Regions from separate parts of the Mus musculus genome. Here regions 1, 2, 3, 5 and 6 are each linked to region 4. The links are chromatin loops, found by intact Hi-C in ENCODE. Cell type or tissue: heart. All regions are shown on one strand. Region 1 overlaps Fign (fidgetin). Region 2 has its middle 170 kb from the start of Fign. Region 3 has its middle 250 kb from the start of Gm8541. Region 4 holds the start of Fign (fidgetin). Region 5 has its middle 120 kb from the start of Gm8541. Region 6 has its middle 260 kb from the start of Gm8541.

Region 1 (5,000 bases), 120 kb after region 4:
TTTTACAAAATAAAAAATATCATTTTGGAGCACTTTTAAATTATCTTTAAAATCTATAGCTATTGTTTTCCTATATTTTATGGAGGGGGAAAGGAGAAGAAAAACTATATGAGAGACAAGATATCTCTATGTAGCCCAGGATATCCTCTTATTCATGACTATCCCACAGCCTCCCAAATGCTAGAGTTAAAGTTATAGGCATACATCTGACTGTTCTCTGATATTTGTCTTTATTGTACTATGTATGATACCTCTAAACAACATTGGGAATTATTGTTCTGAAAACAAGTTTCTAAAGTGTAAAATAGCATCATTCTTTGGATTTTTTTTCTTTATATGTTCTAAGGAAAAATCACATCAAAGCTTTTTTGCTTTTCTTTTCTTTAACTCATCTCCTTGCTTTAGTACCAGAAGCCTTCTGCTCTCCCAGACAACGGTGATACAGTCAACTGGGGCACTGTATACCTTTGTTCAAAGAACATTTGGCGCCACATCTTTTCCACTTTGTCACCACCAGTAAACAAGATCAACAACAGCAATACATTTGGTGCCCTCCCCCAACACATAATGCTAAGATTCAAGCACTGGTCAATAGGCTCTTTATGTTCTCAAGGCCCCACCAGGGTCGTCAACACTGACTCCTGTGCATCTTAGTAACATCAGGGTCTAGATTATGGTTCCAAGGCTCTCCCAGAAGAAAGGAACACTCCTTTTTCCTTCAAGTTAAACAGACATCAGACTTACCTTTCTCACATTTGCTAAGGATATTGCTTAGTATGCATCAATAGGTAAACTTTCAGTTACATCAATAAACATATTCAATCCAGTAACTATCCCAATGAATTATTTTTGATGGATAGGATCTTTGCTTCATTTCAGAAGAAATATAAATGTTTGAAAATTCAATTAGTTTTGCTACATTAAAACTGCATAGAAATACCCAGTTTAAGTGGGCAATCTATTTTGTTCCAAGTGCATAGGCTTAGCATGTAAAGCAATGGTAACATTAAAATCATGTTTGCATTGTTATAAGCAATTAATTCATAAGAAAACTTTGCTTAAACCAAGACAGAGAGGCCCTGCCTTCCATTTTTTTTTTCACTGTTCACCTTTTTTTAAAGGTTATTTCTTTCTGTCCTGGCTATTAACTAAATCCAACAAGTAATCGCCTCAACTAAGCTGGAAGGAAGCCGAATCCGATCATTCTGTGTGCTTGCCTGTGCATGCATGTATGCTTCCAGGCACAGGCTGCACTTGCCTACACGTGCACTGTCCAGTAGTCCTGTGACTTCTAAATTATTTTTGAGATGCATATTCATTTTTATTCTTTATCTATTAATATGTCCCATCAGAGCACATGTGTTCTTATTTTTACTACTCAATATTTTCAGGTTTTTTTTTTTAAGAGGAAAAAAATCCTAATAGAAATTACTTGAAAATAATCATGGGATTAATGAATGTGTAGGTCTTTTAGCTCGACACTGCCATCACATTGATATTCTCTCCTTTATGTTAGGCTCGGAGTAAATCCCTTGATACTGGAGGAAGTTAGATACTGATTACTTGCGATTGGTTCCTGGTGATTTGCCCTTAATAATTTCCAGTTGAGTCTAATGAAAGTATGATTCCTGAAAAGCCGCTTCATTAAAATTGCATCCTTTCCCCCTTCAAGTGTAGTTCAGTCATATCACCCACTTTGTGGTGTGTTTTTCTCCTCTTAAAGAGTAATGACTGAGAAAGCAGAAACAATTAGATCACTTCACTTCTTCCCAGAGTCCCGCTCACCAACCCTTCCTTCCTCTTTCTCTGAGTGGGAGAATAAAAGTGTGCTTCTTTGGGGTTCACAATATTAATTTCCAAGTTGATTTGATTGTTTTACAGTATGTGTAGTCTTAAACAAACCTATGAATATTTGAAGTAAAGTGGGGAATATGTTGCATATACACAAGAACTAAAATCTTTAGTATTTTTACAAAACACACACACATAAAGACTGATTAACTTATACTTGTGCGGCATCCAAACTTAATTTCACTGAGTTGGTGATTTGCAAATGAATATCTGCATGGATCCTTTTTAAAAATCCAAATGCAAATGAGTCCAGCGGCAGTAAAATATATTTGCAAATGAATCCTGTTGCTTTATTCATTTATTGTGTAATTACTGCAATCCTTCCCACCTTGTTTTCAGTATTTCTTAATCATTAAGTCGGAAGCATGACAGCAGTGCCAGCCCTGGCATGATTCTCTTTGACTAAAACCTTGTAAATTAACACAATTAGCACAGCATCCTCCTGCTAATTAACTTCCACTGTCTGGTGCAGTGGTTTTGCAAACAAGGAAGACGGAGTCAGAAGGGAATCAACATGCCATTCTGTTACCAAACTGTGTGCTCTGTTCAGTTTAGCTCAGCGAGTCAAAGCTGGCCATGTCAAAAGCCAGAGTCAGGCAAAGCAGGGCTGAAGTGGTTGGGGGAGGAGAACAGAAAGGGATGGGAGCTGTCAACACTGCTGGGGAATTCAGAAGGGAAGGGAACGGATGCCACAGATGCCTCATTTAGACCAGGCCTTCCTCTTATCAAGGATTCTCTGCCAGAGGGCACAAGATGGTTTGCAGAATTCACTTTGAGTAATACAAAAGAGATTAGGGAGGGCATCTAACACAGCCATAGCATGGTAGGAAGTGTCCATTCCAAGTGAGCAGAGATTAGAGTTAAGATGAGTGAGCAAGCCCTGAAAAAGAGGAGAGTGGGGTTCCAGTACTTGTTGGTAACTAACTAGATGAAAGCCTCTTAAATCAATCGCTTTGGGCACTGCTTTTGTGATGTGTGAAGCAGCTAATTCCCAAGGTCTTTCCAAAGTTATCATTTAAAACGACTATCTGATTCTAATAACTGAGAGTTTTCTCTGAAGTAAGAAAATACTCATTTCAGGGTTACTACAGAGTCAGTGGCTTCAGTTAGCAATCTAGCAGAATGACGGGTTTATTCCTGTGACCTCGTGGATGAGTTGTACGCATCCACTTTCTGCCGTGGAGGGATCACTGTAGAAATGTAAGGGGCTAAAATCCAGTTTCTCCACTCTTTCCATCCCTTCTTCACTTCCTTTCTCTTTTTCTCATGTTCTTCCCTCCTCTCCTGGTATCTCAGTCTATTGGGGGAGGAGGATTATCAGAGGAGGAGGGAGAATCACACAAGAAGCCCGGACAGACAAGTGATGCTTGTTTTTATTTCCCCCCCAGACTCAACAACAGAACTGAGAGGCAAAAAGGAGCCAGTTGTAATTCATACCGAGTTGTAGGCTTTGTGCGATGAAAGCGGTGGAGCGCTGCCTGGGAGATTGCTTTGCTGCACTCCACGAAGCAGATTTGAAACTGTCGTGGGCCACTTTAGATGAGAGTTGGATTATGGAATGACCTGCTATGTCTGTGTCATATTGTTCTGTGCAGGGAGCATTATACTGTGCTAACTAGGTGTTCAGTACCAAATAAGAGAGGTATCCTAGATGCGATCTGTCAGCTGTGTCTCATTTTTATATTGCTAAAAATATAAAACAGAAACTGATGGGAAGAGCCAGAATAAGTAGGTGGCATACATGTTAACAGTACTGCATGCTGGATATTAAAATGTATGTGTATATGTTATTGCAAACAACCACGATTGAATTCTAATTTGACAGGAGTGTGTGTGTGTGTGTGTGTGTGTGTGTGTGTGTGTGTGTGTGTGTGTCTAGTATTCGTGTTAAATAAGTAACTCTATGGGTTTATGACAGCAATAAGGCTCTTTTATCTTTTTTTTTTTTTTTGATATCTACAGAGTTTTATTTTACATTGGATTTATCTTTTTTACAACGTTTAATGTCTCCCCATTTTGAAGAATTCATATTATAGAGATCACACTATGTATTACAACCTGGGAAGATTCTTATCCACCTCCATATTGTTAGTGGAAGTTAATAAATAGCAGATATAGTTGGGGGCGGTAGGGTGGGGGAATCTTTATGTGTTCCGAAGAATATCTAAGTAAATTTATTGTCTTTCCCGTCCAATTCTTAGGCTTGAAGATGCAGTGGACGCCGGAGCATGCCCAGTGGCCAGAACAGCACTTTGACATCACCTCGACCACTCGGTCTCCCGCCCACAAAGTTGAAGCCTATAGAGGTCATTTACAGCGCACCTACCAGTATGCCTGGGCGAATGATGACATATCTGCTCTGACTGCGTCCAACCTTCTGAAAAAATATGCAGAGAAGTATTCTGGCATTTTGGAAGGTCCCGTAGACCGACCTGTACTCAGCAATTATTCAGACACACCATCAGGACTCGTGAATGGTCGGAAAAATGATAGCGAACCCTGGCAGCCTTCCTTGAATTCAGAAGCCGTTTATCCTATGAACTGTGTCCCGGATGTCATCACTGCCAGCAAAGCTGGTGTCAGCTCAGCCCTCCCTCCAGTAGACGTCTCGGCAAGTATAGGGAGCTCCCCTGGGGTGGCCAGCAACCTGACAGAGCCAAGTTACTCAAGTAGTACCTGTGGAAGCCACACAGTACCTAGTCTTCATGCGGGGCTCCCATCTCAGGAATATGCTCCGGGATACAACGGCTCATATTTGCATTCTACCTACAGCAGCCAGGCCACACCTGCACTTCCTTCGCCTCATCCGTCCCCGTTGCATAGTTCTGGGCTTTTGCAGCCACCACCCCCTCCTCCTCCCCCACCAGCCCTGGTCCCAGGCTACAACGGGACTTCCAATCTCTCCAGTTACAGTTATCCCTCTGCTAGCTATCCTCCTCAGACTGCCGTGGGGTCTGGGTACAGCCCTGGCGGAGCACCCCCTCCTCCTTCAGCATACCTGCCTTCAGGAATTCCTGCTCCCACCCCTCTGCCCCCCACTACCGTTCCTGGCTACACCTACCAAGGTCATGGTTTGACACCCATTGCACCCTCTGCTCTGACCAACAATTCAGCAAGTTCTCTCAAAAGGAAAGCTTTCTATATGGCAG
Region 2 (5,000 bases), 170 kb after region 4:
GTGATGAACATCCCCATCCCCGTTTTCTTAGGTTCTCCAGAGTTACATTGGCCCAAAGTCAGCAGGAAGTAGCGAAAGATCACAAGGACACTATTCCTCCTTCACTATCACCTCTTTCCAGTTTCTCCTTTAAAAAAAAAATTAAACCAAAATGGAGAAATATTGGCATTCCTTCTAAGCTCAGCCTGACAGTTACCTAGTGACAGCCAGGTAGGTCTGACTTACTGTAAAAGGGACTGTTTGGCCTCTCCTTGCTCTCTACCCCTTCTCTCCCTGTCTCTCTGTCTCTATCTCTATCTCTCTGTCTCTCTGTCTCTGACTCTCTTCCCTCCCTGACCCATTTCTCTCACCCCCTGCCCTGTCTTTCTGTGTGTTCCCTGCCAGCCTTCTCTCTCTCTCTCTCTCTCTCTCTCTCTCTCTCTCTCTCTCTCTCTCTCTCTCTCTCTCTCTCCTCCTTCCTCAACTCCCTTTCCCATGTCCCTAAATAAACTCTGTTCTACACTATACCTGTTGCATGGCTGGTACTTCAGAGGGAAAGGATGTCTCATCATGGGCCTATTGAGGCACCCCTTCCATCTGACTCTACAAAACTTATCCCTGTCTTTCTTTTTATAAAACACAACACATTATATATGTTTATATGTAAGTATATGTGCATGTGGATGCAGTATATCATGTAGAAAAGAGAACAAGAAAGACAACCTAACTATTAGGGAGGAAGAAGGACTGAATGTTGATAATAGGCACAAGTTATGAAAGACACTGAAATGTATAGACTTTGGCTTTGGTAAATTTGGGTGTGTGGTGCTTTGTATTTGCGAGTTGTTTTTTTTTTTTTAAAGTAAATAACATTTATAAAAACAAAACAATACAGAAAACAAAAAGCAATTATTCAGCAGTTACTTCATACAATGTACAATGTTATTAGTGAGTGGAATCACCTCACCCTGCCACAGGAGCTTAAATCTGTGTGTAAAACCAAGCAACTTGACTCTGCTCTTTCCAAGCAAAACAAACCCAAAGCCTGATGTGTTTGGAGGATATTGTGAAGGGAAGGAACTCTTTAGAAAGGGGAAAACACAAAACCATGCAGATTTGGATGGCTATGGCCACCCCGCTGAGAGTAAATTAGCATTACAAATAAGATTTCAGAATATTTAAAATTACCCAACCATCAGCTTTCTGTGTCCTCAAGTACTTATTTTATTTGAGTTGTTTGTTTGTTTGTTTGTTTGTTTTTGTTCTGTGGGTAGTTGCTAATGATCCTTTCTCTGTTGTGCCTTTGTCAGTGCTAAATGCTGAAGAAATGACAGCAAATTAGGCAGTTTTTATTAGACTGTTGAGTATGCACCAGTAGAGACTAGGGGATTGGCTTCTGAAACTGTTGAGGTTGTGGTCTGGAGTAAGTGATGAGCCCTGCAAGCCAGGGCTTGAATTCTGTATAAATATTTTGGATTCTTGTTTTGGTTTGGTTTTTGTTTTGTTTCTTTGTATCACTAACGTTTCTTACAGTGGACCAGGTCGATAGGATTATAGATGCTCCTTCAGGGCATTATGCTGCTTGATATTGTGATAGCCTGATTCTAGAAACCATTTACACATAAGTGAATAGACTCACCTTTCAATGGAATGTTTGATTTACAATTTTTACTAAGCAGTGCTATCTTCTAATTCCAAAGTACCATAGCTATAATGTAGAGAAATCAGTTGGGAGAAAACATTCATTTTACATACTTTGAAAAGCTATAGAGATCACAGACAACACCACCAACAAAACTCTTCATGTTATATCTGAAATTCAGTAATAGTGAAAAACAAAATAATTCTTTATCTTGTGTACCTTACCTCAGTGGCATGATGTTCCAGGCTTTAAATTTTTAATTCTTAATTTTTATTTATTTATTTTTGTGAAAAGCCTTTATCAAAACAAAAAAAAAAAAAAGAAAGAAAGAAAGAGAAAAAAGATGCATACAAGACACGTGAATGAGTGTGTTGACATAGACAAATGCTTGAAGAAATATTTACTGCTGTATAACTGCAGGGATCAGCACAGCAAAATGTATCACCCCAATCCTAGAAAATTCTGTCCTTTTGCAGACAAAATACTAGAATTAAAATTGTTCCCATAATAGCAGATATTCATTCCTCTTGAGTGATATTCAAGCTTAGGTTCAAACTCTAACACAATAGCAGAGTAAGCTTGAGGGTGGAACAAAAGAAATGGGGGGACTCTTAGAAGTTCCCAGAGGTAGTTAGGGGAGGAATTGGGGGTGGGAAGGAAGATAGACTGAGAAAAAGGAAGGGTTTAAAGGGGGAGGGGAAAAAAATCCAAACCTAAGACTCAAAGATGGGTAAATCTCCTCTTTACATAGTTTTTCAAAAGGTTTGTGATAACCAGCTTTTGTGTAAATACATTTGATGGCTCTGAGCTGAAGGTGACTGACAGCTGAATCTAGACCCCCTCTGGAGTGTTGCCTTGGGGATTGCCATTGTTGCTAGCGTTTCTTCAGACTGACCCAGAAGAAACATTGTCTCAGGATGACTCCAACAACTGCCACCCCCAAGCAGCCTAAGAGCCAGGAGCAACCAACTTAGTCTCCCTCGAGCAGTAATTAAAGCACTGAGAAGAACAAGGCGTGTTAACTGAGTTGAGCTTAAGTCTCTCTCCAAACTCGGATTTTAAGAATGCATCAGAGTATCCAAAGTGTGTGTGTGTGTGTTTTTTTTTTTTTCTTTTTCCTCCAAGCAGAAATGTCAAAGAGTTTCTCTCATTTCTTTGTTAGCTGGAAAAACAAACAATTTTCTGGGTGTTCCTCTGGAGGGCATTGCTGGTAAATGCCTTAGATTTTGTTTCTTAATAAAGCCAACATTTTTACTGAGATACAACATCAGCCAAGTAATGTTATTAGACGTTTCACCTAAACTCTCAGCAAATTGCTCAGGACTAAAGGAAAGGAATCCTTCTGTCCTGCACTGTTACTCAGGTAACACATTGGACTTACGGGTTCACAGTTGTGCTCAAAGCCTTGGACCTGTGTTCTCAAAGGAATCTGCTCCACCTCCTGGTCAGAAAGTTTTGCTCTAACCTCTGAAAGCTCTCTCCTCAAACCCCAATGAAAATGGAAACTTTGCCATAAATGGGTGAGCCACTTGGCGAGTTTAAAAGCCTGATAAACCTAAGGTGAGATCATTGGCACTTATCTCCTGGAAGTTACTGGCCTGGACCTCCATGTGGGTTCAGAGTCCAGGAACCAGTCAAATCACAAACAAGAAGCCGCAGGGGAATTCTAAAGCAATGGTTGCTTGGTAGGTTTCTGTGGGTAGATGATTCGCTAAGTTGAAGACAGAGAGATAGTAATCAATTATGAAAACAGGCTGTTCTACAGTTGGTAAAAATATTAGTGAGATTTGATTGCCATTGTTAAAAATATCTCAGGGAGTCACAGATGCAGTGTTTCTTTCACACAGCACAAAGGAAGGGTCCCTGTCTGGACCCTTGGTCCTCTTTTCCTATTCTAAATGTGCATGCACGGAGCTTTGTCAACTATTCTTATCCCTCATCTCATTCAAGTATTCTAATTTCCCCATCAAAACTCTTTGGAAACTAACTACAGGAAGTCAGGAATTCAGAACATCTGACATTGTAAGGAGTCAATATTAATTTGCTGGATGTTAATTATTGCTTTGAAGCACATTGCTGCTGCTGCTGCTGCTGCTTCTGATTCTTCTCCACCTCTTCCTCCCTCCTCCTCTTCCCCCCTACCTCCCCCCCTTCTCCTAGCAACAATTTTGTTTTGGAAGGTTTCTGTTTGTTTGTTGTTTTCTTATTGTTGGTAGATTGTCTTGAAATGTAATGGTTTTTTAGCTTATGTACTTGTTTAAGGAAATGTTTACCTTTTTAGTTTTAAATGATATTATGACAAAGTAGTGAAAGATTCTTACATCTGGGTGGGGGTGGGAGGGTGGGCTGTAATTTAGTGCAAGTCTGTTAAATTTCTTAATATCTTCATATTTCATCAAATGACAAGAATTCGTCTTTGGTAGATTGGTTTTTAAGGAATGGCTAAGATGTCATTCATGGATGTTCACATCACATAGTAGGTGTTTGGTAATTAATGCCTTGAAGACAGAAAACATTTTGGTAATCAAGTAATTTCAAAGCAACAAACTAGCCTAAGAGGCTAAGTAGAAAATAAAATTCTGTGACTTGATTTCTCCTGCCTCGTTCATTTGTATGTGACTCCAGGAATATTGTGTTGCTACTCTGTCTAGGAAGATTAATAAAATAAGATTATAAACTTTATCAATCTTCAATAGGTTTACCTATATTAAATAAATATGCTAGAACTCCTTCATAATAAAAATATTATACAAATGCCACGTTTTGCTTTCTATTTTTGTCTGATAAAATGCTGATACTTAGACAAAAGCAAGAGTTGAACTGCAAACTAGTGTTGTGTTAACTAAACATAGGACTGTGTTACATCATTACACATTAATTTTCCAGTAAGCTTTCTGTTGTCTTTAGAGTGGAGTTACTATTACTAGCACAACTTGACAATTGCTTCCACTACTGGATGTTTTCACTGTATTAATTTCAGGTGGGAAATTTTAGGAATATGCTAGTTAGTAAGTATAATATTATGATAATTTGTAATATAGCTGTCAGAATGGAGATGCTGCTTATATTTCATTGTAGTCTATAAATGATCATAATCAGCTCTTATTTGGGGTGGGGTGGGATAGTTGGATCATGTAACTCCAAGATTCTAGCTCATTAGAAAACATGAAATGCTTCCACAAAGCACATGTTACAGTACTGAAGATAAAATGGGAGACTTTTATATTGGGCATTGAGAGAAGAAGAAGAACTTGGGGACTGGAAAAGGAGCAGCATCCGTACCTGCCTGGGGATGAAATGTGTTCTCACTGTTAACTCGAGCATACCACAAACTGGCCTTGAAAACTGTTATCATTTATCAGCCACTGTCTTGCTTTCA
Region 3 (5,000 bases), 270 kb after region 4:
GAGGAATGTTATGAAATGTTTACATCCCTATTTTGCATGTGTGCATGTGCATATGAATCCATACCTATGTCTCATGTTTTTTTAAAATTACTTATTTTTATTTTACGTTTATGAGTGTTTTATGTGCATGTATGTCTGGGCACTGCATGTGGGCCTGGTGTATGTAAAGATCAAGAGAAGGCATTGGGTCCCCTAGAATATAACATTTAGATGGTTGTGAGCCATCATGTGGGTGCTGAGAACCAAACCTGGCTCCTACGTAAGAATATGAAGTGCTCTAACCACTCTGCTCTCGCTCCCATAGATTTTATAGTTTTCGAGGATGCAATGGAAATGTATCTAGTTATCCTCTCAAGAGAGAAAAGAAAGACATATTTTATTGAGAAAAATGATTAAATTATTGCTAAGATTAAGTTTTCTGGTATACAGAAACTACCATGTGTTTGATGTTTAAAGTGAAGTGCCAAGGAGGGAGAACACTGAAACCCAGCAAGCAGTTAGGATGGTTTGCTTACCTCTCTCATTCAAGTATGTGCACTTAATGTAACTAGCTGCTTAAACTCCTGCCTTGCCTTATCCAAAATGCTGGACTATAGTTCGTAATCCAAATAAGCGTCTTCCCTTTCCTCACCCCTGAACGTGTCTTTTGTGGCAGTATTTCCCTCACAGCAGGAGAAATGAAAACTAGAACAATAACCTGGCTCCTGGCTACCATGTTGCCTCCTACCTTAAGAAAAGAATAAGTGCCACTCAACAGCATCATCTACTCACAATTGTTTCGCATCATTGTTATTCAGCTGCCATTACAAACTCATATTGTACAAATATCAGGAATTGCGACTTAACTTCAGATGATCACATTTAATTTATATTACTGAAAAATAGAGGCTAGGGAGGTGGCTCAGTAAGCAAAGTGCTTGCTGTACCAGCATAAGAACTTGAGTTTGCATCTCCATGTTCTCCATAAAAGGCTGGGCATGGTAGTAATTCCTTTCAAGTTGGAACTGGGGAAAGCAGAGATGGGAGGCTCTCTGTGCTTCAGGAAAGCTACTCTGGATATTCTGAGTTCCATGCTCAATGAAAGACTAAAGAATAAGTCAAAGAGCAACAGAGGAAGACCTCCGCTATTGACTCCACACACATGTGCATACATGCACAGGCACACCTTCAAACACACATCTACCCACACATGAACCTATACACAGCCACACACCACACATGGGCACAAATGTACATATACCATGTTGAAATACAAGGGCAAACGAAATACTCTATTTTCTTTTAGAGAATTTGAGAACATGGACACATGCCCAAGTGATACAAAGAGAGGAATTTGATGTCATGATGTGGAGTGGAACCTTTCAGTTCCATCCAGAGTGTGCTCGTAGCTGAGTGGCTTAGGAGAGGTGAGCAGGCTTGTGAAAGGGCCATTGTTAAATCACCACATGTCAGGGTTAGAAGGAATTACATTTGCCTTCTGTTCTCATCTACCATTGAATTCAGAAATCCATTGAATTGTGCCCATGACTGACTCTGCCTGAATACTCAAGAGGAAAGTGCAGTTGGTTCAGAGGACTACTGCTATTGATTAAAACGACTGTGTCTTCTCCCAAATTCATGTTATAATTGTTTCTTATTTTCAAGGTGAATAAAGGGAATGGCCATTAAGACAGGATAAGGTCAGTGAGGACCCCACATACATAAATCCTCCTAAAGACTTCATAAAAGGCCCCACCCTGTAAGAACTCAGAACTTGGAATCTATAACAACTAGGCATAATCTTGGAAACAGAGAGCAGTCCTCAATAATGGGTCATTCTGGTTCATTCTGCCAGTGCTCTGAGCTTGGAATTCCCTTCTTTATCAATTACTTACCCAACTCTGGTATTTGCTCCAGCAACACAAATAAAAACGATTTTTAATTCTAGTTGTGGATGGCTTTGTTCATATAATTCTTTCCAAGTTTCTCCTGAGTGTTTATTCTTTGTTTCTTTCATTGATAGATATTATTCATCCTCGTGTTAACACATATGACTTTTGGTTGAGCTATGGATGTGAATTTAGAGCCCTTATTTCATAGTTCTTTTCATTCAGATTTGGTTGTAATAAACTATAGGCCTCTTAGATGTGGGCAAAATTACATTATGGGGGTTTTAGTCCATCTTGTTTAAGAGGAAGTCATATAACCTAAGTACTCCATTTTTGGGACCAGTTATTAAAAGCAGCAACATGTGGGAATGTTAAGATGAGGCAGTGTGTTGAAAATCACTCAATTATATTTCCCCACTTGAATACAATACCAAGATAACTTTCTACCTTCTGTATGCCACATTATTATCAATGTCTATACATTTTTTTAATGTCACTGCATCTTGGGATGTTTTTGTTAGAGCAGTCTCCTCCAGACACTAAGACAACTGTGTGTGCAAATACTTGCCTGTTTTTCATTTCTGCTTTCAGTTCACTGTGGTCTCTACAATCACAGAGTCAGCTACTATTTCTTACAAATCAGTCATTGCTTTGACTATGTGTGAATAGCCACTAGGTGTTCTATGTAAATTTATGGGTTTTTTTCTCTCTTTTGGTCTAAGTAATTTTTTTTTTTTTTTTTACTTATCCACCTGTGAATAGAGGAGTATTATCTTCATCTTCATCCCATGTCTCCACTCCCATGCATTTTAGGTTGGGTCGGCTGCCCAGCTACTTTCACAGTTGATACTTATGAAGAGTTATCAAATCCCTCCAATAAATGAGTTCAAAAATCCTCTCACAGTACTTCTCCCTATCTTTGTTAAATTCTTTCTTGCTGAGATTTTACTATTCCAGTAGAGTAACTTGGAATGATTTTAAAACCACAAAGGTCTTAGCAAGATTATCAGTAACTTCAAACAAATACCTGATTGCTGTTTCCAAAAAGACCCTATCATGTCCCAGAAGTTGAAGGCTTGTCCCGATTGTCAAAGACACCATGGACTCTTAACAAAGGATTTGAAGAATATGAGCTGGAACTGACCTGAAATCCTGCTCCTGGTGGACCATCTTTCATATTATACAAAGGTGCTTTGCAACCTGCTAAGGGAGGAAAGAAGTTAATATCACTACTTATCCATGACAACCATGAACAGGAATAGATAGCATGGCAACATAACTCTAAAGTGCAAGAGTGTGACATCTAGCTTGGCAGTAGCCATCAGCTGTCCAACTAAACTCAGGGCCTGCTTATCAGAAGGGAAATGATGCCTTGTACTAGAAACTCAGCCAACTACCAGAAGCCAGTGAAGTCATGGACCTTAGAGGAAAACCTATTATTACCACTTTTGTATGCCAGCATAATTACTAACTGCATTCTAAAACTTATCTTTTTAACTGTAGACAAATGTAGCCCTTGCCTCTGGTCAAAGAAGTCTACTACAGAAAACACAGAAGAGATCAATAAAGAAAACTGCAGCTCACCAAGAGACCAGAAGATGGTGGTATGAAAAGCCCAAATGTACACATTTAAGACACCTGTATGTAAGACATTGAGGAAGTGGGGGTGGAAAGATTGTAAACACCAGAGAACCAGGAGGTCGTCTGTAAATCTTGCCTTTCAGCTATGGCAAGAAAACTAGACACATGAAACTTCATCAACATTGCTGCCTACATAAGACCTGAACAATTCCAATGGCAGTTGAGATTCCAACAAAGTTGGGGAAATCTCATATGTCCCTAATCCTAGATAAAGAACTACTGATATTTAACAACTATTACAAGGAGGCTGTTTTATACAAAATGACCCTCCCTGGCTATCTAATGCCTAGTGCTCAGTCCTAAAAACATATTCATACAGGCAACATTGAAAGGACTTAGCAGATTGTATTTATATACTTGAATGCATAAGGAACAATGATTGATAAGAAGAGGATTTTGTGAGTTTAGGAGGGAGTTGGGGGTGGACATGCAAGGGGAAGGTAGGAGCAGATGAAGGCCAATGTGATGTACTTATACTTTAAATAAATAAAAAAGAATGAAAAGGAAATGGGTAGATGAGAAGTACTTCGTGTTACATCTGTCGCTTGGCTTAACACTTGTCCACTGCCAGCTTACAATTTCAAAATCCTGCAAATCCAAATAGTCTTACTATGGCTCCAATACTCTTCTGTAGAGCAAGCCCAGTTTTTGAGGAAAGGACTTTTGTGGTATTCAGGTAGAAAGAAAATAACACAGTCAAACCCATGCTTGGGTCATATGACACACAAACCTAATTAGACCTTGAACTCTTTTGCACTAAGATTAGATGTGCCTTACTATCTATGAAGTGGAGGTTCATGCAGCCCCATAAGAGACTCTGTGTCTGCAAACAAGAAGACATTGACAGTCATCACAAGTGTATATGGTTTTCTGTGTCTATTTTGGTTCAGCTCTTAAAGGCACTGGAAGGGAGGGAAAAAAACATTGAAATAGTACAGAAAACCAAGTGATCTATCCTAACTACATATCTGGCTTTAAAGGAGCATGCTTGACTTGGCTCATCTTGTCAAGAACTCCAAGTGTTTCTACTTGAAGTCTTTTTGCAACAGATTATTCAGCTACCTGACATGGATCCTGACAAAGAACGTCTGGTTCCTTCTATTAGTTTAAGATTTTGTTCCATCTGAAGAGACTGTTGTCATTCTTAGGATGACAGTTGATTATCTGAAGGGCACAGTGTTGTGTGCATAGTGCTTCCCGCTTTGAAGAGCTGGCCAGAAGGACTAGACACATCCAAGTCTACCAAGTGCCTGGTCAGCCTGGCCCAGGGCAGTCAGGGTAAGCAGGTGTAGCTGGTGTCAATGAGCCCCTCCCCACATTAGAATGATTTGTACAAGTTCTGTAAATGTAATGCATTCTCTTTATTCAAAGTTGAAAATGTTCCTGCCAAATGGTGAAAACTTCACACAAGAAAAGTACAAACTATGTGCATGTAGAAGTGTCCTTTCAGATATTCAGATAGTGAGGATTTATAAACATTGCATTATCTTG
Region 4 (5,000 bases):
GCCCCCCCACCATGCAATGAGGAGCTGGGGTAGGGGCTGGGAGTAGGGGTTGGGGATCTGGTGGGGCGAGGCATAAAACTCTCTTTCAGGTTGGGAGACCCACGCTCGCTCACATATGTGGTAGATCACACACTTGTCCTTAAAAAGAACAAGAGTTAGGTCCATTTCCTTCTAATTTTCTCAAAAAGCTCTAGCCAGGATGTACCATGTAGGAAGACTCTGTGTGAAAACCTATTTCTTGTTCAGCCCAGGCTGGCCTCAAACTTGTGATCCTCCTGCATCTTTCAGCAAATTCTACCAGCAGAGAATGGCCTTGGAGTGCATCAATGGGAGGTGAGGCCCTTGGTCCTGGGAAGGTTAGATGCCCCAGTGTAGGGGAATGTCAGTGTGGGGAGGGAGGAGCAGGTGGGTGGGTGGTGGTGGAACACCCTCATAGAAGCAGGGGTGAGGGTGGGATAGAGGGTTTCCAGAGGGGGAACCAGGAAAGGAGATAACATTTGAAATGTAAATAAAGAAAATATCCAATAAAAGAACAAAACAAAACAAAACAAAACAAAACCCCCAAAACCACAGCTTCTTATGTGGTTTTGAACATCTCATGGTTTCAAAAGTAAAGATGAAGGCCAGAGAGTGGCAAGCACAACAGAAAAACCTAGTTGCTATTTCTTCCTGAATTACCTGTTGCCTTGACTAGTAAATCAATCTGTTTTAACCCTCAATTCCTAGTCCTTTGTTTTAGCAAGAAAAAATATTCTGTAATACTTAGTACAGAGAACAAAAGCAGTTGCACCCAGACAAGACCTGTAAACTTTCATGATGAATGGGAATGGGTTATGATGACCATTACAATGTTATTTATTCTTAGTGCATAACTGAAGAGATGGCTATAAAAAAATGTAAACCTGGCACACAAAGCCATAGCCATTGTGAAAAGAATTATTAATTTAACATAAAGTGATTGGCAAAAAGCAGCTTTTGCTTATACATAAGAGTGAAAGTTAGAAATCCTTCAGTGGCAAACCCTCTGTGGATATTACTCCACAGTGTGCGTGCATTTAGGTGAGACCCTTTTCCTCTGAGCTACATTAGATGTTATACAATTTAAAACTGTAAGTATATGCAGTACTCTGTCGCTACCTTTTTAACGACTTCACGGTTAAATTATATCCACTGGTAGGTCCAACAATGGATTTAATAATATTTCAATGAATACATAAGAAAATTGGAAGAAGTGCTTGCTATTATCTATGAATGAACTTTTTCTCATCACACCTTCTCCTTCCCCCTTTAAGGATAAGGGTTATTTTCTTTTAGATTTTGTTAGTGAATTGTCTTAAGTCTTGTATTTGTGTTGTTTGGTGGCTAGTGAATGCACACACACACACACACACACACACACACACACACACTCACACACACATACACACACACACACACACACACACACACACAGACACACACACACAGACACACACACACACACACACACACACACACACACACACACACACACACACATGTTCAGTATTCTGAGCTAGACCACGAACTCTAATTTCAGTCTTAGGGATTTAGTGTTGAAGGTTGATTAGCTCTTCTGTCTGATTTTTTTTTCACCGACAAGGACAGAGCAGTCTTGCTTGACTGGCACAGAGCATCTATAGATGTACAGACGTCTTCCGCGTGTCACATCACAAATGGGTAATAAACGAAATTAAAAGAGATTTGAAGATTTAGAAAGTCCTCTACACATTCTCTAACAGCGAGTCACAGTTTCCTACAGTTATTTCTTCGTAGTAAAACCCAATGGGCAACTTTTCTTAGTATTGGTTTAAAAGCTGTCTCCTAAAATGTAGAGTCTCCGTATTCTCTGTTGCCTCAGAATACAGTTCTTCTGCTTCGTTTCCAATCCTAGTTAAAAAAAAAAAATCCAGAAATCTATTCTAAATAGAAATCTAATTCTTAACAAACATTATTTTTGATATCCAGTTCTCTTTTCTTTTTAATTGTCATCTGCCCAGATTTAACCATTTAATTTATTGTGATAAGTGCATCTATTGAGATGCAAGAAAATCTCAAATGAAGAAAGAAATGAATTTCTAAGTATATGTTTGGCCTTTTATGAGAGCTGGAGTTTTGTCTATTAAAGCTCCAGCCTAGAAGCTAGCAGACATACGGACAGACATGCGGACAGTGAGGAAGGACATTCTTCCTAAACAAGTGTATTTTCTGCTCCAACCTTCAAAGTAACATTTTCAGCTAGATGGCCTCCTGGTCGAATACATAATTTGCCTCTTGCATTCTCAGCTTAGTTGAAATATAGAGGACTGGACATCCAGCAGGCCAAAGTATAAACTCACCATTTATCTATTAAAGTCATATTTAATGAAAATGAAGAGAAATTATTGCCCAACTCTCTCTTTCTCTCATTACAATTCCTTAAGAACTTTGCCGGGCACATTATCTCGTAGACATCATGATCAAATGTTATTGTTTGCTTTATTATCTCAGTTGGATGGTTGGCTAGTCTAGGATGAAATAGGTTGAAGGCAATCCTCTCAGCCCAGAAGTCTGAATGAGGTTCCCATTCAAATGATCCTGATTGTTTGGGGGTGGGGCGGGGTGATTAGTAAACCAACTGAGCTTACACTGCATAGTAAGCGTCTGGATGCAGCACATTTACATCTAACAAGAGACCCCAGAAAACGTGTGTGTGTTTCTTAAACCTTATGTTGCGAACAAAAGGCTATCTCAGCCACAGACAATCAGCACGGCACTGCTCCCTGGGATGCGAGCCACACACTCAACTGCACATTTCATTCTTCCTCAGCTCCCAGCACCACAAAGCCCCGACTCTCTTCCTTCTCCTGGGTCCCCAGATTGCTCCATAGCGGGGGGCTGGGAAAGCTGAAGCCCCAGGTCTCTGCCTGCGCACCAACAGCCCTCACCGTGGGCCCCCGGGCGCTGCTCTCCCCTGCCCGAGCCGCCTGGGGGAGGTAGGGAGGGGAGCCGGGGGAGCTTGAGAGGGGACCGCACACCTAGATACTTAGGGTTTTTATTTATTCCCGGGGAGGTGGAGGCGGTGAAGTGGGTTCAAGCTGATCTGCCTCCCCAACTTGCCTCTCCCTAGCAGATAAAGTCATTTTCGGACTGGTGCGGGGAGCCTCGGGGATAGGGGACGTCCCGGCTCCACGTCCCGGTCCCCGTCCCGTGCGCGCAGCAGCAGGGAGGGCTGGCCAGGCTACGGTGGTGACCGGAGGACCGGGGAGGGGCCCTCAGGGACGCGCGATCGCGCGTGGACAGCGGGGCTCGCTTCCCCCGGGGGCGTCGCTCCCCGCGCGCGGGCTGGGCCGGGCTCCGCGTCCCCGCGCGCCGGCATGACCTCGGGGCCCCCTCCGGGCCGCGGGAGCGCAGCTGTGAGGCTGGGCGGCCGCCGAGGCCCGGGCCGTGTAACATGACCCGGCGGCCGGCCATTGCGCCCTCCCTGTCCGCCCGCGGCCGGGCGCCGCTCGCCGCCTCCCGCCTCCGCTCCCCCTGCAGTCCCGGCCCGCGCCGCCGCTCCCTCCCGGGGCTCCCGGCCCGCCGCGCTCCAACGCCCGCCTCTCGCCACTGCCTCCCGACGCCCGGCCGCGCGGCCGCCTGCGTCTCTTTCTCCCTCTCTCCTTTGAAAACTGATCTTTGGCTCTTAGTGTGAAAGTGATTTGAATTTGGCTCGGCGGCGCTCTGCGCCTGCGCTCAGCCTCTGGCATGCTGGCTCCTTCCAAGCAGCTGTTTTGGGTTTGAAATTCCAACATGGCAGAGGCTGCAGTCCGTCTTCCCTTCAAAAACTTGGAATGATTTCAAATCATAGGCACCTTCACTTAACCCTAGCTTCCATTCATCAGCAAACACATCGGATCGATGCTACGCTAACCTATCGGGAGCTCGCTCTGCGCGTCCAGGTAAGGAGAGCTTCGTAGTTTTTTACCATCTGTTTAAATTTTTTGTTTTTGTTTTATTTTTAAAGAATATAGATAGATCCAAGACCTGTAGTGAGAAGAGGTCTCAGAGTTGTGCCGTAAACAGTAAATTTAATTTGCATTCGTTTCTATTTTGTACGCCAACCTGCTGTCTAATTTCTCTGTACAAAGTAGCCCTGAAACATTATGATGCATATTTCTGCAGCTTAATCGTTATAACAATAGTATGGGATTAAGAGTTCGTGACTGCAAGAATCTCGCTTTTCGCGATATTGGGCTTACTCACTACTATCTTTTTACCTCAAAAAATAAAAAAAATAAAATAAGAAAGCGGAGCCATAGGGTGGGGCTAGACTTTCTTCGGGAACTAACTTCTAAGTAAATAAGAAGTGTAAATAAGAATCTTGCACACACACAAAAAGTTGAGGTTAAATTACAATCTCGTGGCTGGGGGATCGAGAAAAATGTCAGAGGATCGGTTGCAGAAAACTGTAAGCACATCATGCGGGAGGGGGTACAGCGTGGTGGGCGTATTGTTGGCAAGGAACGGGAGAGAAAGATGTATAATTTAATGGTATATACAATCCACTGATCCTATTACCGTCCTCCCCGGAGCTCTTGTTAGTTTCAATGGGAGTGAGTGAAATTGACATGGACTTGTATTCCCGGTCATGTGCTTTTTTTCCTTTCTTTCTTCTCCTGTGATCTGAGATCCCCTTTTTGTTGATGTTGCTTTCCCCCTTAATTATATGCATGTAGGTTAAATGAATACCTGACGAAAGGGCCCACGTTTCAAGGCAGTGACATTTGATAGCTGAGAGGAAAAGTGGCTTTAATGAAAAGCAACCTTTGGAATTCCTGCTTGTGAGAAATCCAATTCAGCTTTTTGTGCTACCAGCAAGAAATGATCAGTAGCACCAGTGTTTATGGTATGTCAGTTTTGGAATTTACTTCCTTTGCATTTAAATAGGGAAGACAAATTAAATAGCATGATAAAAACCATTGGAGGCTGCTTGGGAACCAGATGCTCATGATGTCCAATTC
Region 5 (5,000 bases), 400 kb after region 4:
GGCAGAGCAGCTGCCAGGCCCGCCCAGCAACCCACTCCTTGCAGTCTCCAGCGCGGCAGCGGGGACAGCACTGGCAGCAGCTGCAGGGAGGCCCTGCTGGTCCCCAGCCGGCGCGCGCTGGGGTCAGAATGGGGAGTCCCTCTAGCTCTCATCTTCTGAGCAAGCAAATTCTTCAGATTCCTGCACTGGGGCCCTCTGGATGTCAGCTGACCGGCAGCTAGCTCCCTGGATCCAAACCTGCCATCTCCTGGGACACCCTAAGCGCTCTGGATATGTTCTGGGTGTCCCTGCGCGGTTCACTCCAGGTTTCTCCTCCCTCTTGGTCTGCCTGAGGGTCTCGCACAGAAGTCAGGCAGTTCTGGCAGGAAGCAGAACCTAAACAGGACCATCATTTTCAAAGTTGATGGGACAAACCCAGGCATAACTTGAGATGGAGACCAGTCCCAAGGCTTAAAAGAAGATGCACAAATTAGACAATTTCACTATTAGCAGAGGCAGCATTATGACCCTTTTTGTTGTAAAAGGGACATAAATGTAGCTGTAGATTGAATGAAGTTATAGGCCATAAAAGGGCAAGAGAGAGTAGGGAAGAGATAATAGGCGCTGTCCATCGACTCCTCCTCCCCTCCCTGTGTCAGACCTCCCCAGCAGTGGTGGTGGCAAACAGTCTACCCGCAATAATAAATGAGGGAAGGCGGAAGGATAAATGCCACCGAGCGCGGCCGTGCATTTTAGAGTGGCGACAATTGCTGTTTATTTGCTTTTCGTTTACGAAAATGACAAAGGGCAAGGTTATATGTGAGACACATCTCCGCATTGTGTTTTACTCGTGGTGGTTTTGGGAATCAAGGTGACTGGATGCATAGTAAACTTTTCTTTATTTTGGATGTGGAAAATATAATCTTCTTTCTAAACTAGAGATTTTTCTTTTTGTTAAAGACTTTGGCAGAAACAAATCGAACAACTTTTTTTTCACTGTTTTTCTTCACTAATCCTATGCCCTAAGACTAATAAATTCTTCTCAAAGTTTATGGTAATTCCTATCTATGAAGAAATTTCTATCTATTTGCTGTGCAATCATAGATTTTTGAAAATATATTGGAACATTTCAGCTCGGGAAATTTTAGATACTTTTTTATTTGCTCAGAAATTAAGTAGATTTACTCTTGTGTTTCAGTGTTTGATCTAAGGTTAAAGTCAAATCAGGGCAATTCTTCACAGCTAGACAGCGTCTACACTTGACAGCCCAGAGAAGGGAAACGATTTAGATTGAACAAACAAGCTAATTTTCAATAATAATAAAATTTCAACTTTCATATATATATATATATATATATATATATATATATATATATTAACTGCTTTCAACTAAATGGGGAAATGCAATATTTATATGGTGAAAATGGTTTACAATAATGCTGAAGTAATAATTAATAGCAAAAGTAGTAGCCTATTTTGGAATTCTAATATGTGTCATGTTTTCATTTTTGGTTACTCAAAATAGAGTGGAGCGTGTACAAATGATAACACATTTATCATAAGTTAAGGTGATTAAGGATACTGGAAAACCAGCCATTTATATTTAAGTTATTTTTTCCTAACTATCAGCAACACATTGAAGCTTTTTCTAAAAACCTGAATTTTTTTTCTTTAAAGATTGAGAAATGAATATGAAAACATTTCATTAGCAAGTATTAATGTAAGATTAAAGGACATTTTATGTACTTTATGAGATTAATGAAAGCCTACATTTTATTAAGTGTATTTTTATGTACCTTTTAAATGGGTAAAAAAACCCCATAAGTGTTGATATTTATGTTATGATCTAGACAAATGGTATTTTTGTGTTTCTGATTTCTTTCATAAATAATATATCCTATGTTTATCATTTTTGATATATTTTTGAGGTTTCAATTAAATTACATATGGAGTTTTGTTCTTTATTTTCTCTTTCCATTAGTAGTAAAAATCAAAGACATATTCATTCATGGACTGATCAGGATTTGTGTAATATCACTAGTCTTCAGTAGATATTAATACTACATGCATTTGACATCACTGAATTTCTATAAAATATTATGAAATGAGAAACTGATTTCACATAATCAGAAACATACTCTTTAACCACACAGCTAAAAAGACACATACCATTTAAAATGTGGCCGAAATTGTATTTCTTTATAGTCAAACAAAAGCTCTCTGTATGGAGATTCAGGGATTCCTTGGGCTTTGTCTAAATTTAAAGTGCCCTCTACTGTCCAAAGAGTGTACGACTTGAAGAGAAAATGAGAAGCCTGAAATCTCCCTCTAGATAGGTAGAGACAGATGGAGAGAAAACTGCAGATAACATCATTGAGCTCAGTCTGTAGTCTTCTTCCAGTTTGTACTTCTAGCTAAGAGTTCCATTAAAATTATTTGTAACTTTACAATGGCCCCGTGATCCTTCTCTCACCTTAGTTTTGCCTCTAAAATTCTACTTCGGTTTCACTGTAAGAGTTACAGTGAGGACATGGTCAGTGTATAGATATGACAACTGTCAGTCTGAACATCAACATTTAACACTTTCATATCTTAACTATTACGGAACATAATGCAGGGTGTTTCGTCTGCAAATTTCTATATCAGGCCTTCCTCCTTCTCCTGTTTTCTCCTTCTCTTCTTCCTTCTCCTTCTTTTTCATAATTATAATATATAATTATATATATATATATATATATATTTTATAAAATAAAATTTAAGCATCCAGTAGGGGTGGTGTGTGCATTTTAGTATTCCAATTTTTCATTTCAAGTAAGTCACACATTAAATTTTTTTTTCATAAAACTTTATGCTGGGACAGGTTACAGAAGAAAGACTTCTCATCTGAAATGAATTGTGTTTTGCATTGTACAGCTAAGCACTAAAGTTTGAGACCAGGTGATCATATAGGTAACAATTTTAGAATGTTTTGTTGCATTAAAAGTAATTTGTAGCATGGCAACATAGTTTTAAAAAGATTTTGATTGAATGGTAATACTTAATGAAATCAGAAATTTTATGTAAATTCAGCGGTATGACATAATTGAGGTGCATGAAGCATGATTCATCAGTTCTGCAACATAGGCAATAGGCCTTCGTTCAATGGCTTATAAAGTATTTGGTCTACACTATGAGAAAAACAAAAAAAAATAGATTATTTGGAAAGGAATTTTGAATAATTGTACAGTACATTGTGAGTTTTCTCAATCCCTAGGTATTTAATGGAGTGGCTATGGGTCGGGGAGGAGAGAGCCGGATGACAGGGAACTAAGCAAAGCCTCTAGCCAATGAGGTCCCAGCCTGTTTTCTCATTTCCAATGCTGCTCTTCCTTGTCTTTGTCTCTTTAGATCCTCTTACTGACTTCTAACTTTGCTACTCTTCAAATGAATGTCCTGTTCCCTTCTCTACAGAAGAGCCCATTCAAGTAGTATTCCATGTTAGTGCTTTCCCTATCAGCGGCAATCTGTCAGGGAGAGTTCTACGCTCATAAACCAAAGAACAACTGAACAATAAGTGAAAGAAAGAAGCAAAGCCTATCTCAAGTAGAGATTCTCTGGAAGTGGAATTTAGGGCCAGTGTAGGAAGGAATACGTACCAGTTTAAAAAACCTGTACAGTATTTAATGTTGGCATGGTTGGCGCCAAGCAAGCAGGTCTTGTCAGTTTTTGGAAAAATCAAACACATTCAGTGTGTCTAGGTATTTCCTCTACTTAGGAGGAATTTGTTGAACCAAGTGTATTATATAACCTAGTTAAATTTCTCAGAATTACTATCTCTCTTGGTTAGTATTCAGTTACTTTCTAGTTCTTGGCAAAGAATTACACTGTAACGTGGGTTCCTGAATTCCATTAACACATCATTTTTAAAAGTCTAATGCTATGGTTCACTGTCCGGGTAACTACATGGTCTATGCTTTGTATTTCCTTCCCCTTCCTCAATCAATTCATTTCTAAATTAAATTAAAGTTAATCTAATTACTATTGAATCTAATATGTTTAATAACATACCTTTGTTCTTGGACATAAATGCTCTTCCTCATTATAAGTATTTTTTTTAACAAAACTTTAAATAAAAGAGCTTGAATTTCTATAAGCAGTGAATTACAAAGAGGGCCTTGGGAGCTTTTGCTTCTGGGATTATAAATTTTGAGTTAAAATCATGTTACAGAGATAGAAATGACCCAGTGTGTCTTGACGAGTCAAGTCCTTATTTTCTTGGCATATGAGAACTGCTTTTGTTTTTGATTTTTATTGAAAATGAATTCTTCTCTCAGACAGTAAGTCCTGACTACACTTTTCCCAGCCACCCTCCCATCACTTCTTCCCGTGATCCCAGTCCTCTGTCTCCCATCAGAAAAGAACAAGCCTCCAATTGACAACAACCAAACTGGACAAAACAAAATACAGCAAGAAAAGGCAAAAATGCTATCACACTGAAGCTGGAGAAGGCAAATTAACAGTAGGAAAGAGTCCCAAGAGGCGGCAAAAGAGCCAGAGATAAACCCGTTCCCACACTGGGAGTCCCACAGAAATACCAAGGTACAAGGCATAGCATATGTAGAGGACCTGTTCAAGAGCCATGCCGGTCATCTGCTTGTTGTTTCAGTCTGCGTGAGCTCAGGTGTGTCCTGCTGAGTTGATTTAGTGGGTCATATTCTCTTGGTGTCTTAGAGCGCCTCTGAGTCCTATAATCTTTCTTCCTCCTTCTTCAGGGGATTCCCAGAGCTCAGAGGAGGAACCTGATGGAAACTTTCAATTTAGGCACTCTCTCTACATAATGTCTGGGTGATTGCCTCTGCCTCGGCTCCCATCTGCTGCTAGAGGAAGCCTTTTTGATGACAACTGGAAATGGAGTAGGGGGAGGTGAGGATGAAGCAAGAAAGATGAGGGGAGTGGGTGGAGAAGGGAGTATGTGAGTACACAGCTAGAACTGGGGAAATCTACATTGGGAGATGTGGAAACCTGGTGCAATGGAAACTTTC
Region 6 (5,000 bases), 260 kb after region 4:
TCTTTCTTTCTTTCTCTCTCTCTCTCCTTCGTTCGTTCCTTCCTTCCTTCCTTCCTTCCTTCCTTTCTTTCTGTGTCCCTTACTCCCTTTTTGTAGACACAATGTATCTGTGCAGTAGGGTATATAATCCTTTGGGCATATGCCCAGGAGAAGTTGAATTATTTTTTTGGTTTTAGTAGTTACTTCTGTTTTGTGAGTAAGTACAAGCTCTATTAACTGCTGAATCATTCCTCCAGCCCGTGATAGCTACATTTCTAGCTTTTATGTTTGTTTGGTTTTGTTTTTGAGAAAATGCCACACCAAATTCCATAGTGCCCTCAATAGTTTGCACTTCTAACAAGTGTTAATAGGGTTTCTCTTTCCCCACATCCGCCCCAGCTTCTTCTTCTTTAGTGGCTTTACTATGAAAGGTTATTATGACTGGGGAGAGAGAGAATCTTACATAGATTTAATTTGAATTTCCTTGATGGATAGTGACGCTGAAGCCTTTTAAAAGTGTTTATTAATTATTTGTATTTCTTCTTTTGAGGTTCATAACCCAACTTTTGAAAGAGGTAGTTTGTTTTATATTTACTATAATTTTTTTAACTTGAAGATTCCCTGTATGAGAATATGGCATTTGCATCCTTCCTACCCACCTCATTCGTTCAGCATACCCAGAGGCACCCATTTTGAAGTTAATGATATCACAAATACACTTCTACTTACACATACATATGTGTAAGAGTGTGTATATATACACATACATATATCACATATACATATACGTATGTAAATATATACACATATGTGTATAAATACACACACACTCTTTCTCTCTCTCTCTCTCTCTCTCACACACACACACACACACACACGTATGTTTATGTAGTTCAATTAGTTTTGCTTTATCCATGTTGTTATGTTGACTGGAGTAGTCTTTTCAGGTCTTGTTCATTCAGTCATAGTGTTTAGAGTTCTCAAGAGCAATATCCTTGCCCTGTTTAGGATAAATTATCACACAGCAATAATTCTGGTCTTCAGACCTTTTCAATATTCCCACCTCCTATTTTAGAGTGTTTCCTGACTTAAGTCATAAATGCTTAGGCCTGGACAGCCATGATCACTTATTCTCCATAATATGAACATTTGTTTTAGTTCTTTATAAATTTAGATGTTAAACCCCCTGTCATAGTTATAGCTGTCAAAGTTTTCTCCAGTATGGCATATTAACTCTTTACTTAACTGCTTCCTTTGAAGTACAGAAGGTTTTCCGAATTTGTGAGGTGCCATTTGTCTGCAGCTAGTCTTATTTTCTGAGTGGTAGAAACTCTACTTAGAATGTCTTACCTATTTCTACCTTCTGAAGGATTCTCCCAACTGTCTCTTCTAGCATTTTCAAAGCTTCATATTTGATGGAGAGAGGACATTGTTGCCTGTATACTCACTGATGACCTCTCCTGACCTCACTGGATAGATTGTTGTATGGATGACCATGGGTAAATTAATGGGCAACAAAAGAAACTGAATGTCATTGTCTCAGCGTTTTACTGCTGTGAACAGACATCATGACCAAGGCAACTCTTATAAGGACAGCATTTAATTGGCGCTGGGAGTGGGGTATTTCTGTGACAGCCTGACCATGTTTTTGGGAGGACTGTGGAATGATTCTGGAACTTTGAGCTAGAAGAGCCATTGGATGTTAAGAGCTCTGTGGGATGTTCAATAGGAGCTTGGAAGATAATCTTGAGAACAATGCACATGTTTTGAGGCCTGGCTTATAAAATTTCAGAGGGAAGATTAAAGACACTTATCAGGGTCATTGTTTTGATTGTGAAGATTCTGTAGTTTTGGTTAGCTGGGGCTGAAGAATCAGCTGTGCTTAACAAGATACCAGAACTACTCAAGCGAAATTTTTGAATTACTGGGATGACTGATGCTGGTTAGCTGGAGCTAAGGAATTAGCAGTGATTAAGAAGAGACCAGCATCATTAAGGTGTTATCTTCTGGGATGAATTTTCTGAGAGTACAGAAAAACTGTGTTTCAGAGGTAGCCATGGTTGGACCTCATGTTGGCAGCCAAACTTGGTAATGTATAAGAGTCACCAGGTGGTACTGGTTTTGAAACATGAAGGGGTAGCAGCTGATGCTTGACACTGTGAGAAGCCAGAAAAGGCCATTGGCTAAGGTTCAGCCTCAGTGACAGTTGAAGGCCCAAGACTGAAGGGGCCAGGCAGAGAAGTTGAGGCCAGCACCATGAAAAGAGCCCATGAAAGGCTATTTGTGGAAGTACAGTCCAGTTTCAGCAGAAGACAGTAGTGTTTGGAGATGCCAGTACCATGAGATGACCACCAAGAGCAGCAGCAGTGGAGTACAGGCATCTGGAGCCTAGAGGACGACACGTGTGCTACAAAGGGCATGGCTGGAAAAGTGAACCAAGCCCTTGGAGGAGCCCAGAAGATCGTGAGTTGGATCCCAGACATTGGATGGTTGGAGATTGACTTTTGCTTTTGATTGTGACTGTGCCCTGATATTTTCCCTCTTGAAGGAAGAAACTGTTTTAGTGGAGTCCACAGTTAAGAGATTTTTAATTGTAAAAAGACTTTGGATTTTAAAAGAGATGGATATTTTAAAGAGATTGAAAATTTAAGAATATGTAAGACTGTGGGATGTTTAAAGTTATTTAGACCTTGGGGATGAATAAGAATGTAAGGGTTTAGGCTTACTAGTGATGTATTTGTGTGTCAAGTTGACAAGGGGTCAATTGTACTGGCTAGTTTTGTGTCAACTTGACACAGCTGGAGTTACTACGGAGAAAGGAGCTTGAGTTGAGGAAATGCCTCCATGAGATCCAGCTGTAAGGCATCTTCTCAATTAGTGATCAAGGGGGAAAGGCCCCTTGTGGGTGGAACCATCTCTGGGCTGGTAGTCTTGGGTTTTATAAGAGAGCAGGCTGAGCAAGTCAGGAGAGGCAAGCCAGTAAAGAACATCCCTCCGTGGCCTCTGAATCAGCTCTTGCTTCCTGACCTGCTTGAGTTCCAGTCCTGACTTCCTTTGGTGGTGAACAGCAGTATGGAAGTGTAAGCCAAATAAACCCTTTCCTCCCCAACTTGCTTCTTGGTCATGGTGTTTGTGCAGGAATAGAAACCCTGACTAAGACAGTGATGATCAGTAATGTGGAAGTGTAAGCTGAATAAAACCTGTCCTCTCTAACTTGCTTCTTGGTCATGATGTTTGTGCAGGAATACAAACCCTGACTAAGTCAGTCATGAACCTGGGAAATGAACTTGAAGGGCAGAAGAAAATTGATAGGCATGGAGAGGTATGGGCAGTTGGAGGCAAGGTGGAAGAATGTTCAATATACTTTGTATACATATATGAAATCATAAAATAAAAAACTATTAAAGAAAAACTTCAAAATAGGTAGAATTATTATGTTTGATTTAAAAATACTTTCACAAGTAATAACTTTTTAAATATTTATATTCTTTCCAATTCCTATTCTAGACTGTGCCCTTAGCCTTAGTGGTGGTGGTTAGTTCATTAAGATGTTCCATTTAGAGATAAGCACTTAATTTGTTATTCTCATCCATTTGACTAGTAATGCCTCTCTCTTGACTGCTGACTACTGGAGAGATAGACAGACAGAGAGAGAGAGAGAGAGAGGGAGGGAGAGAGAGAGAGAGAGAGAACTTTCTCTGTTCAAGGTTGAGAGTAGACTAGGTCTGTGGGTATACATATGAATATTTATATTGTAATTCGACAACATGAACCTTTAGCAAAATAACAGTAGCAGGTTCCACCCTAGGCTCGTGACCTCCCAGCCATGGCCTTTAGGTCAGGATTATAGTAGCGGGCATGACATTGTCTCTTGTTAAGAAGGCCTCAATCTCATCAGAATGCAGTTACTGTACCAGACACCCTTTCCTAATCATCCTACTTGGTATTGGTAGAGTACAGGGTCCAGTCTCAGGTGGGGACCATTGGTGTCTTTCATCCCAGCATCCTTCATAAAACCTTCTGACACCAGGAGAGCTAGCCTGTGAGGAGGAAGGTTTTAGGTCTGTTTAAAGTTGATTTACTCTTTCAACAGGCAAAATGTATTGTACATCACAATCACAAGCATGGTCCTCTATGGTTCTTTTATTTTGTAGCAACATGCCATTTGACATGTTAATTGTCATGGGTGCTCCTCTCTAAGGTGATGTCAGGAGTTTGGGTGATGGAATTTTCCATAGTAGGTTCTAATGCTTTGTTACTCACTTCAGTCATACTTTTCCTCAGAGGAGCAAATGTCTATTATCAGTGCAGTGATAAAGGGTGCATCAACTTACACTAGAGAAGGAAATTTATTGATTTCTTTTTCACCCGGTTTTTAACCTGAAGCATAAAAAGTAAATAGTACCCCCCAAAAAGCCACTGACATAATTAACTGGAAGACTATAAGCACCTTTGTATCTATCACCAACTAGAAAGTCAGGCATGCACTTGAGGTAGAAGGTCTTACTTTGTGCAAATGAACCTTGCTTTCAGAGTGTATGGAAAAGGTTTCCCAGGTAACACTCTTGATTTTCATGTGGGCTCTTTATCCTGGTACTGATGAGATGTACTGCGTCACAGAAGACACAGCCTGTTGACACTGGTATTCCCAGCAATGGCTTGTCTACTTCCTCTGCATTAGTATCTTGGTGTTGGACTCTTCACTATTGGAAATGCATTATTGTTTACTGTTAATGTTGAATTAAGATGAATACAGACATCCTAAAGAAACCTCTCTGTCAAGTGTCCAGAACAGTTTGAAGAATGCAGTACCTGTCTAGCAAGCAGTGAATGAGTGCATAACTGTGAATAACTTAGTGGTAACTAAAATCAGTCAAGTGGAAGGAAGGGACCCAGTGGAAAAAGTGGGATAAAAAACTCTTATTTCACCAGGGAAGGTTGAGGCAGTCTCCAGACCAAGGCTTGCCAACTCAAATACTTCTAGAATGAAAGTATTCATTGTAAATAGGTGGGGAAAGAAA

Evidence for each region. Hi-C counts contacts between places; a loop is a spot of excess contacts. Peaks named below come from ENCODE experiments on the same cell type or tissue, not always from the same donor. Only the 100,000 strongest peaks of a DNase experiment are listed, where the experiment ranks them.
Region 1: a loop joins it to region 4, with 3 times the contacts of the local background. A loop is called at or near these places in 8 of 42 quality-filtered maps.
Region 2: it touches region 4 in a loop (2.3-fold over the local background); 3 of 42 quality-filtered maps call a loop at or near these places.
Region 3: it touches region 4 in a loop (1.9-fold over the local background); 2 of 42 quality-filtered maps call a loop at or near these places.
Region 5: a loop joins it to region 4, with 6 times the contacts of the local background. A loop is called at or near these places in 11 of 42 quality-filtered maps.
Region 6: it touches region 4 in a loop (2.2-fold over the local background); 2 of 42 quality-filtered maps call a loop at or near these places.

The regions. Positions count from the first base shown.
Region 1 is chr2:63,979,952-63,984,951 of GRCm38, reverse strand. Fign (fidgetin) reads left to right here. Exons shown (of 4, transcript NM_001267846.1): 4 at 4,053-5,000. The coding sequence starts at 4,061. Among named protein-coding and RNA genes, the nearest start is that of Fign, 120 kb to the left of the region's middle. In heart, no CTCF peak of the experiment used is centred here; a DNase peak (open chromatin) is centred at 2,481; H3K4me3 peaks cover 290 bases; H3K27ac peaks cover 2,054 bases.
Region 2 is chr2:63,924,163-63,929,162 of GRCm38, reverse strand. No RefSeq gene overlaps it. Among named protein-coding and RNA genes, the nearest start is that of Fign, 170 kb to the left of the region's middle. In heart, a CTCF peak has its summit at 3,056 (motif pointing left); no DNase peak of the experiment used is centred here.
Region 3 is chr2:63,822,871-63,827,870 of GRCm38, reverse strand. No RefSeq gene overlaps it. Among named protein-coding and RNA genes, the nearest start is that of Gm8541, 250 kb to the right of the region's middle. In heart, no CTCF peak of the experiment used is centred here; no DNase peak of the experiment used is centred here.
Region 4 is chr2:64,096,780-64,101,779 of GRCm38, reverse strand. It overlaps Fign (fidgetin), which reads left to right and starts at 3,742. Exons shown (of 4, transcript NM_001267846.1): 1 at 3,742-3,938; 2 at 4,716-4,885. In heart, CTCF peaks have their summits at 2,986 and 3,591; a DNase peak (open chromatin) is centred at 3,639; H3K4me3 peaks cover 2,631 bases; H3K27ac peaks cover 2,587 bases.
Region 5 is chr2:63,697,706-63,702,705 of GRCm38, reverse strand. No RefSeq gene overlaps it. Among named protein-coding and RNA genes, the nearest start is that of Gm8541, 120 kb to the right of the region's middle. In heart, a CTCF peak has its summit at 2,248 (motif pointing left); no DNase peak of the experiment used is centred here; H3K4me3 peaks cover 864 bases; H3K27ac peaks cover 892 bases.
Region 6 is chr2:63,832,599-63,837,598 of GRCm38, reverse strand. No RefSeq gene overlaps it. Among named protein-coding and RNA genes, the nearest start is that of Gm8541, 260 kb to the right of the region's middle. In heart, no CTCF peak of the experiment used is centred here; no DNase peak of the experiment used is centred here; H3K27ac peaks cover 333 bases.